2 separate regions of the Homo sapiens genome follow, and region 1 is linked to region 2. A link is a contact called in ENCODE Hi-C or POLR2A ChIA-PET data. All regions are on one chromosome and are shown on one strand. Each heading gives the region's core, a stretch centred on a gene start or an enhancer-like site at or near the end of the contact. The rest is flanking DNA. Distances are from core to core; before and after follow the strand shown.

Region 1 (5,546 bases), core at 1,338-3,837, 150 kb before region 2:
GGGAACAAGGCAGCTCTCAGGCCCTCAGCAGCAGGTCTTCTCTCCAGGGCACTGTGGCTACCATGATTCAGCACCAGCAAAATGCATCAGAATGCATTTTCAGTGTGCAAGGGAGAGGATCTGATTGACCCAGGCTGGTTTGTGTGTTCAGCCTTGGATCAGTCATCAGCTACTGCCAAGGGTCAGAGACATGAAAGGCAGACAAGGCCACTGGAGCCCACGCTGCATTTCAGGCCATTCCCAGGGTAGGGGACCCCCTGTGAGTCAAGTGGTTGCCCTCAAGATATGTCTACTCTCAAGATGCTTCATGGGGTCTAGCTGATCTCCAGCAACATTTTTCCAGCTTGCCAGGTAAAGGAGAAAAACTAGACCCCCATACTCTCCTATAAGGTGCCCTAATAGGCTAGAAAGAGGGTTCTCTGATTTCAGGAAGGAAACATTTAGACTATACAAAACATGTATGTAACTACTTTTTCTAGCTATTCTGGAGAAGAGTTCTGCATACCACTTTTCACTGCCTGGGGCAGAGGGGACTTGCATATCTTGGAGAGCTGGACACAGGATTGTGGGTTACTCAGAGCCCTCTTCTTGTCCACCCATGGTTCAAAACTACTGGAACTAGGAGACAGAATGGCACAACAGCGAGAGCATGAGCCTGGAGTCCTAGGTCATAATTTCAAACTCATCTCTATTCTATTGAGCTGTGTGACCTTGGGCAAGTTACTTAACCTCTCTGAGCCTGTTTAATGATCCCTCATTCATGAGGTCATGGTGAGGATTTAATGTGATAAAGTTTGCAAAGTGCTTGCGTATAGTAAATCCTCCTACTGTAGAGGTGATGATGATGGTGATGATGATGATGATGGTTGTGATGATACTGCTGCCACTGATTCCACAAGGAAGACACCTGCAAAATTCTGCTCCTGCCTCTGCAGCTTGACCCCTCAACAGGCTGGTATTTTCCTCAGGTCCCTTTGATGGGGTGGGGTTATTCAAAGGGATACAGAATACAGGAGAGGGAGCCTTCTTATCTTTGCTCAGGGTTTTTGTCTTGATCCTGGCTCAACAGCATATTCTTACCTTTTCCATCCTGCTGCAGGAGTGAGAGAGAGAACCACGCTGCTGATGACTCCGAGGGAGGGGCCCTGGACATGTGCTGCAGTGAGAGGCTACCGGGTGAGTCTTCTCAGCACCCAGCTCCTCCCAGACCTCAGAATGGAGAGACAATGCCCCGGCTGAAGCTGGGGCTGGAGTAAAGCCTAGCTAGCTGTGAACTTGCGCAAGAATATCCATGCAGCTGCTCCATAGCTCTTCGTTTAAATGGGGACTTGTTTTTCTAATCCCTGATGCCTTCTGACCTGTTATCACTTGGAGCTGCTCTAGGCTCACATGGAGGGAAGAGCAGGCAATTGAAGGTGTGCTAGGAAGTGAAAAGAAGGACGAAGAGCTGAGGAGTACAGGGCTCCTAGGGAATGACCACTGACCATTCAGGGCTGGGCTGACTTCAAGAGGTAAGGGTAGGAAGCAAAACCTGAAGGCAGCATGAGCCAAGGATGGGGTGGGGGATGTGGAGAACTACCTGACCTCCCTGTTGAGAAGCCCGGCTTGAGGGTGAAACTGTGCTGCTTGAGTCCAGTTGACCACAGTTGCAGGGAGCCAAGCCATTGCAGCCACCGTGGAGATATTACCAAGGCACTCTTGCCCACAGGGTGGCAGCTCGTCCCAGTTGTAGCCCCATGACCCACGCCATGATAAACAGCCTCAGAAGGAAGAAAAAGAAGGGGTGGGGGGAGAGTTTTACATTTTTTTATAAGTTTTTATTGTTCTTTTCCTTCTTATAACAAAAGGTTAACTGTCAAAATATTAGAAAATAAATACAAATAAAAAAAGAAAAATCGCCATAATCCTGTAACATAGCATATATTTTCATATCTCTCCTTCTGAACATTTTGTTAGAAGACAAGTCTTTTGGGCCAGGTGCGGTGGCTCATGCCTGTAATCCCAGCACTTTGGGAGGCCAAGGCGGGCAGATCACGAGGTCAGGAGATCGAGACCATCCTGGCTAACATGGTGAAACTCCGTCTCTACTAAAAATACAAAAAATTAGCCAGGCGTGGTGGCGGGCGCCTGTAGTCCCAGCTACTTGGGAGGCTGAGGCAGGAGGATGGCGTGAACCCAGAGGGCAGAGCTTGCAGTGAGCCGAGATCGCGCCACTGCACTCCAGCCTGGGCGACAGAGTAAGACTCCGTCTCCAAAAAAACAAAACAAAACAAAACAAAACAAAGACAAGTCTTTTGAACTCTAACGTTGAAATTCCAAACCTGTAGCTTTTCAGAGACCTCATGATTGGCAAGGAACCTTAGAATGGAGTCTTCACGTGATACTCTTTAAGATAGACATTGGAAACAACCAGGTATGAGTCTAAAGCGATGACTCTTCAAAATAAGTGGTATTTTATTCACACCACACTCAGTGCCCCAGCTCCTGAGGAAGCCCTTTGATGCAGTTCATACCTTAACCAGTAGGGGGTGCCATTGCTCAAAACACTTGGGACAGCCTGTTGAGACGGTCTAAGATGGGACCGTCTGTCTAGAAGAGAATTCTCTGAAAAGATGTGAGAACTTCCTGAATATCTGAATGGCTGTCTTGCGGAAGGGGCAGCAGATCTATTCTGTGTATCTTAGGATGACGTAAGCCCAAGGCATTGAAATTAAAAACAGGCCTTTGGCCCATAGACGCAGAACTCTCTGACTCTAAAAGTGGTCCAGTCATAGAACTCAATAATTCCAGAGGAAGAAATGCGTGTTCCGTCACAGGAGGCATTCAAGTACTAGATAGATAGACAATGGAGAGGAAATTTCCACAATGGATGGGAGGTCCAGATGACATCAGAAGTCCCCTTCAACTATTAAACAGTTCTGTGATTCAGATATGAGTCATAGAATTCGGAGATGACTCTACAATCAGGGATGGCACCACTGACTAGAAGAAATCTGCAGAAAATAGGACAGGATGAATAGGAGTCCAGAGAGTAGCACGGTGTGGAGGAAGAAAGAGCATGGGATTTGGCGTTTGAGTCCGCCTGTTCTGCTTCAGGCTGTGTGTTTATGCACAAGTCACTTAACCTTGCTGGAGCTCCAGTCCCTCATCTGTGAGCAGAAACAATAGCAATATGAATATTTATCCTCACAAGTGTCCTGGGGGAATAAATAAATGTAACCACTCAGTCATTCACTCAAGTACTTATTGAGCACCTACTAGGTCTCAGGTACTAGGTGCTAGATATATAGAGGTAAATAAAACAGACATAGTCCCTTCCCTAAGGAAAGTTCATGGACAACTTCAGCTCTGAGCTGCTTCTGCAAAATGGGATGAAGCCGCAGCAGAGAGGCTGCAGTAATAAGCATAATAGGTTAAATCCCAATGTTCTCTCCCATTTCTCCCCAAAAGCAAGCAACCAGTGTAGAATAGAAGAGTTTTGGTCATGGAATATCCTAGGAAATCAGTGTCATTTGCTACCCCTTCTTACAGATGAGAGGACCAAGGCCCAGGGAGCTTAGGCAGTCTGTCCAAGGTCACTTAGCTGGTAGAGGGAGGATTCACTCCAGGCAGTCTCTCTCAGTAGCCCGTGTCGTCACCGCTACCTTGTTCTGCCTCTGTTGTCCCCATGGAGCCACTGTCATCTTCTGGCACCCTGTGGACTGAGGCAGAAAGAGTTTAGGTGCGTTTGTTCCAGACAGGAGTTTGGAGGAGGTAGACAACGTCCCTGTGCCTGTCCCTATCTGTGTCCTTCCTCTGGGAAGTCCTGCTTGCAGAGGCCGAGCAAGTTGTGTGACCCTCTAGACTCCCACGATGCTGTCCTGATAGGGGATTGCAGTAATTATTTGCCTCCTCCATGGGGTCATGAGCTCTCTGAAGGCAAGGACCTCTCTGTTTCATTTCTGCATCCTCCATGTCCAGCATGTATTCACTCATTTCTTCATTCTGTCACTACTGATTGAGCACCTACATGTGCTGGGCACTGTTGTAAGCACTAGAGATTGAACAGAAATCCAAACTGAAAACAGTTCCCACCCTCCCAGGACAGTATTATGTGCTAGTCAAGAACAGGGACTCTGGACCTCAGCTTGGCCCCACCACTTACCAGTAGATGATCATGGACAAGCTACTGAATCTTTCTGGACCCCCCATTCACAATATAGCAAGAACAATATTCACTGCTGTGCAGAGTTGTTAGAGGATTCAGTGAATTAACAGAAAGCTTAGAACAGTGCCTGGCATATAGCAAATGCTGTACAGACATTTGCTATTAAGGAAAAATAGACAACAAATAAAATAAGTAAGTCATGCCACATAGTATGGTTAATAGTAGTAAGTGCTATGAAGACAATTAAAGCCATGAAGAGGGGGATGGGAAAGAACTGGGGAATGGTTTGACATTGTGAATAGGGTAAATTCACATTGAATTTGTGGAAATCTACTCTACACCAGAGCCTGGTGTAGAGTAGACTTCCACAAATGTTTGTCAAGGACACTGACCTGTACTGCAACTTGGACATAAAAGGAAATGGGAGTTTGTAGGCCAAGAGAGTTGGAGTGTTAGGCCTTTAGAAGGAGCCCATGAGCACTGCAGGCAATTGCATAATGATGGTATAAAAATCCAGCCCTCAAGTACTCTTTCCACTCTCTGTCTTACCCAGAGGCGAGGCAGAGTGAGGGCCAGCCATGCCTGGTGGCTCATTCGTTCCCACACCCACCTTCAGATGGGGGCAACATGGCCAACACTCCGAGCCACCACGATCACCCAGATCTGAGCCAACACAGGACAGGTCATACAGTCCCATCAGAGCTTTCTTGGTGGAAACGTCCTCAGCATCACCAACACTCCCTGGGAGCTCCCCCCAATGCCCCAGAGCCAGGCATGCTGCCTCACAGCCCCTGGGACACCCCCCACATGTGCTCTCGCACACTCGTGTTTGTGCTCACTTGTCATAGCCACATGCTCCCCGATGCACATGCATGTTCCCACGCACAGTCACCCGGGCACGTGGCCTGCCTCTGTCTCACACAGCCCTGCAGGGGCGGACGCACACCTCCAGGCTCACACACCTGCATGCCTTCCTCTTGCACACTCACCTCTCTCAGCTCCATCCCTCCATCCCGCGGCTTCCACTCTGCATGCTTCCTGGTGATGTGCTTGCTCTCTCATTCCCTCCTTAGGTGTCTTTCTCTTTCTCCCACTACTGTACCCCTTCTTCACGCACACTCTTGAAAATGACTAGGCAGACTCCTTTTCTCCCTCTCCATTCTCTGTCCTCTTCTCAGGCTCTCAGTCATGCCCAGCTCCCCGGTACTGTGGGGGCAGTGAGTGTCTACCCCACTGCCTTCCCCACCCCTGTGCACATGTGCACACATGTATTTTTCTTCTCCCTCATGCACACACCCTTTTTCATGTGGTCACCCTCCTCTTCTCTTTCACTCTTCCTTTCTTGCTCACTTCATTTGCTCACAGTCACCCAAACACTTTGGTACATTCAAACTCACAA
Region 2 (5,540 bases), core at 2,123-4,622:
GTTGACATATAAATTGATGAGAATAGGTGTATACTTTGAAAAAAAGCTAAAAGTAGCCTTTGTTATTCTTTTCAAAGCAAATCTGAGTTCCTGAACACCACCTTCCTTGTTTTTATGCCTTTCCTGTATTTTTGTTCCCTAAGTCAGTGTTTCTTTTCTTTTCTTTTCTTTTCTTTTCTTTTCTTTTCTTTTCTTTTCTTTTCTGTTTTTTGAGACAGAGTTTCACTCTTCTCACCCAGGGTAGAGTACAATCACCCAGGCTGAAGTGCAGTGGTGCGATCTCGGCTCACTGCAACCCTTCACCTCCTGGGTTCAAGCAATTACTGCCTCAGCCTCCAGAGTAGCTGGGATTACAGGTGCCCACCACCACGCCTGGCTAATTTTTGTATTTTGATGGGGTTTCACCAAGTTGACCAGGCTGGTCTCGAACTCCTGACCTCAGGTGATCCACCCGCTTCAGCCTCCCAAAGTGCTGGCATTACAGGCATGAGCCACCACGCCCGGCCTCAGTCAGTGTTTTTAAAGAGCAGCACATATAGGGCCTGGATATAAATGGTATACAAATATACCATTTAAAATATTTCTACATTTTTTTACAAATAAAATATTTTTTATTTTAATAGTATTTTTTTTTTTTTTTTGAGATAGAGTCTTGCTCTGTTGCCCAGGCTGGAGTGCAGTGGCGCGATCTCGGCTCACTGCAAGCTCCGCCTCCCAGGTTCACGCCATTCTCCTGCCTCAGCCTTCCGAGTAGCTGGGACTACAGGTGCCCACCACCACGCTTGGCTAAGTTTTTTGTATTTTTAGTAGAGACAGGGTTTCACTGTGTTGGCCAGGATGGTCTCAATCTCCTGACCTCATGATCCGCCCGCCTTGGCCTCCCAAAGTGCTGGGATTAAAGGTGTCAGCCACCGTGCCCGGCTTAATAGTATGTATTTTTATATGAATTGGAAAAATATAACTAGTTGTTCAAGTCAGTCATTTTGTGGATATTATTGCTGAGGTAAAGCTATAATAACGGCTCATGATGTTTTTGTTTTTGTTTTTTTGAGACCGAGTCTCACTCTGTTGCCCAGGCTGGAATGCAGTGGCGTGATCTTGGCTCACTACAACCTCTGCCTCCTGGGTTCAAGTGATTCTCGTGCTTCAGCCTCCCAACTGGCTGGGACTACAGGCGTGAGCCACCATGCCTGGGTAATTTTTGTACTTTTAGTGGAGACAGGGTTTCACCAGAGTTCGAGGCCAGGCTGGTCTCGAACCCCTGACCTCAAGTGATCTGCCCGCCTTGTCCTCCCAAAGTGCTGGGATTACAGGCGTGAACCACCGCACCTGGCCAACTCTGTATGTTTTTTTAAATTAGTAAGTAATGGTAGGGGTAGTATACCACAAAGGCAAAAATCATAAAGGTAGTATGCAAATGACTGAAGCTTACTGAACACTGCATTAAACTATGCCCCATTGACACTGATGTTTTCCCTTTTGGATACCAGTATTCAGTCAAGAGCAGCTTTTCGGTTTGTCATATCCCACTTTCTATCTCTTGCAGTCCCAGGTTAAGATGAAAGATATCTATCCCAAAATCATGTTAGATAGTGCTCAATGCTGGGTTATTTGGACAGCAAACCAGTCCTGTTTAAAATAAGTAATGCTAATATATGTATTTGCATTTTTCTTGGGGAAAACCTTGCATGGGGCTTTGATTTGTATGGGGCTTTGTAACTCTATGAGCTATATAATGGACAGGGACAGGAAATTTTTGTTTTTTGTTTATTGAGACGGAGTCTTGCTCTGTCACCAGGCTGGAGTGCAGTGGCGCAATTTTGGCTCACTGCAGCCTCCGACTCCCTGGTTCAAGCAATTCTCTTGCCTCATCCTCCCAAGTAGCTGGGCTTACAGGCAGGCACCACCACGCCCAGCTAATTTTTGTATTTTTAGTAGAGATGCAGTTTTACCATGTTGGCCAGGATGGTCTCGATCTCCTGACCTTGTGATCCGCCTGCCTCAGCCTCCCAAAGTTCTGGGATTACAGGTGTAAGTCACTGCACCCAGCCTTTTTTTTTTTTTTTTTTTTAAAGAGATGAGTTCTCACCATGTTGTCCAGGCTGGCGTCTTAACTCCTGGGCTCAAGCTGTCCTCCCGCCTCAGCCTCCTAAAGTGCTAGGATTACAGGCTTGAGCCACTGCGCCTGGCCAGGAAAATCTTAAGTGTTAGTGAAAAAAAATCCACCTTCTTCTGCTTCCAAATCCCTTAATGGGATGGAGTGGAGTGAGTGTGTGCCTCTGCTTATGAGTTTTTTGTATGTCTTCATTTGAATCATATTCATGGTGCCCTTTCCACAATGAAAATGTAAGCTCCTTGTGATTAATACCTATGTTTGTGGTTCTTTTCTTGTAAACAAGGGCAATTTTATATATATCTAGTTAGGTTAGCAGTATTACTTCTCCTTTCTCCTCTCCCTTTCTTTCTCCCTTTTCTCCTTTAAATATTGAGCCCCTATCCACTATGGAAAGAGTCTAAAATTAAATTTACAAAGATATGGACTTTAAAGGATCTCACTATGGCCTAGCCAAGGTGACTGGGAAAGAAATCTGGATGCTGTCTTGGGACTTCTCTCTATTAGGGATATGTCACTTCTCAGCATTGCTATCATGCAAGATTTTCAGGTTGAATTAGAGCCTGCTTCCTTGGCCAGCTGCTTTGTTGGCAGACTAATTTAGTTGAAACTTCCAGCCTGTTTCAAGATACGTCGTATTTGGCAGCCTTATAGTAAGCACATATCTTTTGGTTTTCCTCCAAGAATTTCATACATATTTGGGAATACTTTTTTGGTTCCTAAGTTGTTCCTAAGTTGTCTCAATTTGTTCTTGGACATGTTTCTTTTTCTGCTAGCCACAGCAACAGGTACGTTAGATGAGAATGCATCTGCCTAACAAAACAAAAAAAGGAGGATACTTTAAAAATCTTATTTCCTGGATTTAATGTGGAATGGTCGTAGAGGTGAATCATCCCTGGTCTGAATTTATTTTAGCTCTATGTTCGTCATATTTCTCTCATAATAGGTACTTATAAAGTGGAAATATTTTTCCTTTTATAGTTCAAATTAACATTACTTGAGTTTAGTAATTTCTTGATGCAGTTATATAAAAACTGAGGTCCAGAGACTTCATCTGTGCCAGGATAATGTAAGCTTTTTTTGGGTGTTATAGGAACCTGTCTAAAAAGGAGGTTGTGAGGCAAATTAACATTTAGTGAACATAAGAGCTACAGTTAAAGGTTGCTGGGAATTGGGCCTTTATTGCATAGATTTTTTGAAATGCTTTTTTGCTGTGGTTTGCCCCAGCCTTTGTGTGTGGTCAAAGTAAAACCTCAGTGTTTCCGTGTTCTAAGCAAAATAAAACATGTAGCTATGAGTCTCTACTAGGAAATCATCTGGAGTAGTCAGGAGAGAAAATAGTTGTGAGGAGTAGTTTTTTCTGTTCGTTTGAAAAGTTGGACTTTGAAATGCTTCTTTCTAAGGCAGGCTATTTTTAAACTCAGAATTTTATACATTTACTTACTTACTTACTTACTTATAGATTGATGGATTGAGACGGAGTTTTGCTCTGTTGTCCAGCCTGGAGTGCAGTGGCGCAATCTCGGCTCACTGCAACCTCTGCCTCCTGGGTTCAAGCCATTCTCCTGCCTCAGCCTCCTAAGCAGCTGGGATTACGGATGTGCGCCACCATGCCCGGCTAATTTTTGTATTTTTAGTAGAGACGGAGTTTCACTATGTTGGCCAGGCTGGTTGCTAACTCCTGACCACAGGTAATCCTCCCACCTCAGCCGCCCAAAGTGTTGGGATTATAGGCGTGAGCCACCGCACCTGGCCTAAATCAGATTTTTTTTTTTTTTTTTTTTTTTTTGAGACGGAGTCTTACTTTGTCGCCCGGGCTACAGTGCAGTGGCACAATCTCGGCTCACTGCAACCTCTGCCTCCCGGGTTCAAGCAATTCTTCTGCCTCAGCCTCCTGAGTAGCTGGGATTACAGGCACCCGCCACTACGCCCAGCTAATTTTTTGTGTTTTTAGTAGGAATGGGGTTTCACCATGTTGGCCAGGCTGATCTCGAACTCCAGATCTCATGATTCGCCCGCCTCCGCCTCCCAAAGTGCTGAGATTACAGGCATGAGACCCTGAGCCCAGCCTAAATCAGAATTTTAAAACACAAATAATCGATTCTTCTAAGTGGTGATTTCATTTAGTTACCCAGTCCAGGTTCTTTTTTGGAAAATAGCCTGAAAACAGTGTTTCTGTGAATTGTTCATTTATGCATTATTTTGGGATGTTACATGGAAACTTTGTACCCCAAAATCACCATACGTAATAAATAGTCTGAAATTTTATAGCTAAGCTTTATTATGGGTTATATGATCTCTCAATTATTCAGAATAGGTTTCACAGTTAACATTTATACCTCTTATTACCTGGCACAGTGCCTTATACCTAATAATGTATTTTAAAAGTTGAATTGCTTCTAACTTTTACTGTTTTTGTTTTTAGAAAAGGTATAGTTTGGCAGTGGGGCCTCCAAAAAAAGACCCAAAAGTTAAAGGTGTCCAATCAGCAGCTGTACAAGCTTTTCTTAAAAGGAAAGAAGAGGAGCTGAGACGAAAAGGTATGTATCTATAGCCTTATTCTCAATTTTAAAGTATTCCATCTTCACCATCTAGCTTGTACTAAACCAGTGGCTGTCTATAAAAACATAACAGGCCAACAGATTTGGGAGGGTGTGTGTGTGTGTGTGTGTGTGTGTGTGTCCAGGTTAACTGACTGTATTCATGGCTTTACATATGTTACCTCGATCATTTGTATAAACGTTTTCTTTTTTTCTCCCCTTGAAGTAACAGCTTTTTGGGGGTTAGTAGCCATGTCTTCTAATTGGCCATAGTAAGTCCCCAGTAAGAACTCCATTCTTTCTTTAATCTTGGTTCTGAAAGTGTTTCTACCCATTTTGTATTTTAATTTTTATTAACAGAATGCTATCTAAAAGGCTAAAATAGAGATAAGTTTTAAAGTCTTTATTTCGAATAGTTCTACTTCATGCAAATACAAAGAAACTGATTCAATATGTTTAAGTATTCATTGAATCATAATTAATAACAACTACTAAGTGGATACTAATGTTCTCTTAACTTGGTAATGTATTTGGTTTGAAGTATTTTGTATATTTAAAGCTGAAAACCAAGTCTCCCACTTGCTTAGTCATATAGAAAAACCCATATGTCTCCCACTCATTATGTAAAGATGACTCAATTGATACTTGTTCACATGACTTCCTCATTTGATTCCTAGATGTCTTCAAACTGTAACCTGAACGTTGTGTTTTCACTTGAGCATACTGCAATCTTGAGATCTCGAAGTAATAACATATTCTTGTTTTGTCCCTTTTAGCCTTAGAGGAGAAAAGGAGAAAAGAGGAACTAGTGAAAAAGCGAATTGAGCTCAAACATGACAAGAAAGCAAGAGCTATGGCCAAGAGGACAAAGGATAATTTCCATGGTT

What was found. A loop is a pair of places that touch in the nucleus more often than their neighbours do. ChIA-PET counts read pairs that join two places held with the same protein, here RNA polymerase II (POLR2A). Pooled maps may share reads with other maps.
Region 1: a map with no recorded cell type shows a loop between it and region 2 (7-fold over the local background). The contact joins two enhancer-like sites. A Hi-C loop is called at or near these places in 7 of 37 single-sample maps with no recorded cell type and 8 of 50 pooled maps. POLR2A ChIA-PET finds 5 or more read pairs at or near these places in 2 of 52 experiments (Panc1 and activated CD4-positive, alpha-beta T cell).

The regions. Positions count from the first base shown.
Region 1 is chr11:18,761,437-18,766,982 of GRCh38, reverse strand. PTPN5 (protein tyrosine phosphatase non-receptor type 5) reads left to right here. Exons shown (of 15, transcript NM_006906.2): 3 at 1,100-1,176. Among named protein-coding and RNA genes, the nearest start is that of PTPN5, 28 kb to the left of the region's middle. RefSeq lists enhancers at 4,473-4,973, 4,974-5,474. Within about 2 kb of position 2,587, at least 3 of the 41 ENCODE cell types and tissues checked have a DNase peak (open chromatin) inside an H3K27ac peak, as active enhancers do.
Region 2 is chr11:18,615,988-18,621,527 of GRCh38, reverse strand. SPTY2D1 (SPT2 chromatin protein domain containing 1) reads left to right here. Exons shown (of 6, transcript NM_194285.3): 2 at 4,539-4,653; 3 at 5,430-5,540. Among named protein-coding and RNA genes, the nearest start is that of SPTY2D1, 16 kb to the left of the region's middle. RefSeq lists an enhancer at 4,716-5,540. Within about 2 kb of position 3,372, at least 4 of the 41 ENCODE cell types and tissues checked have a DNase peak (open chromatin) inside an H3K27ac peak, as active enhancers do.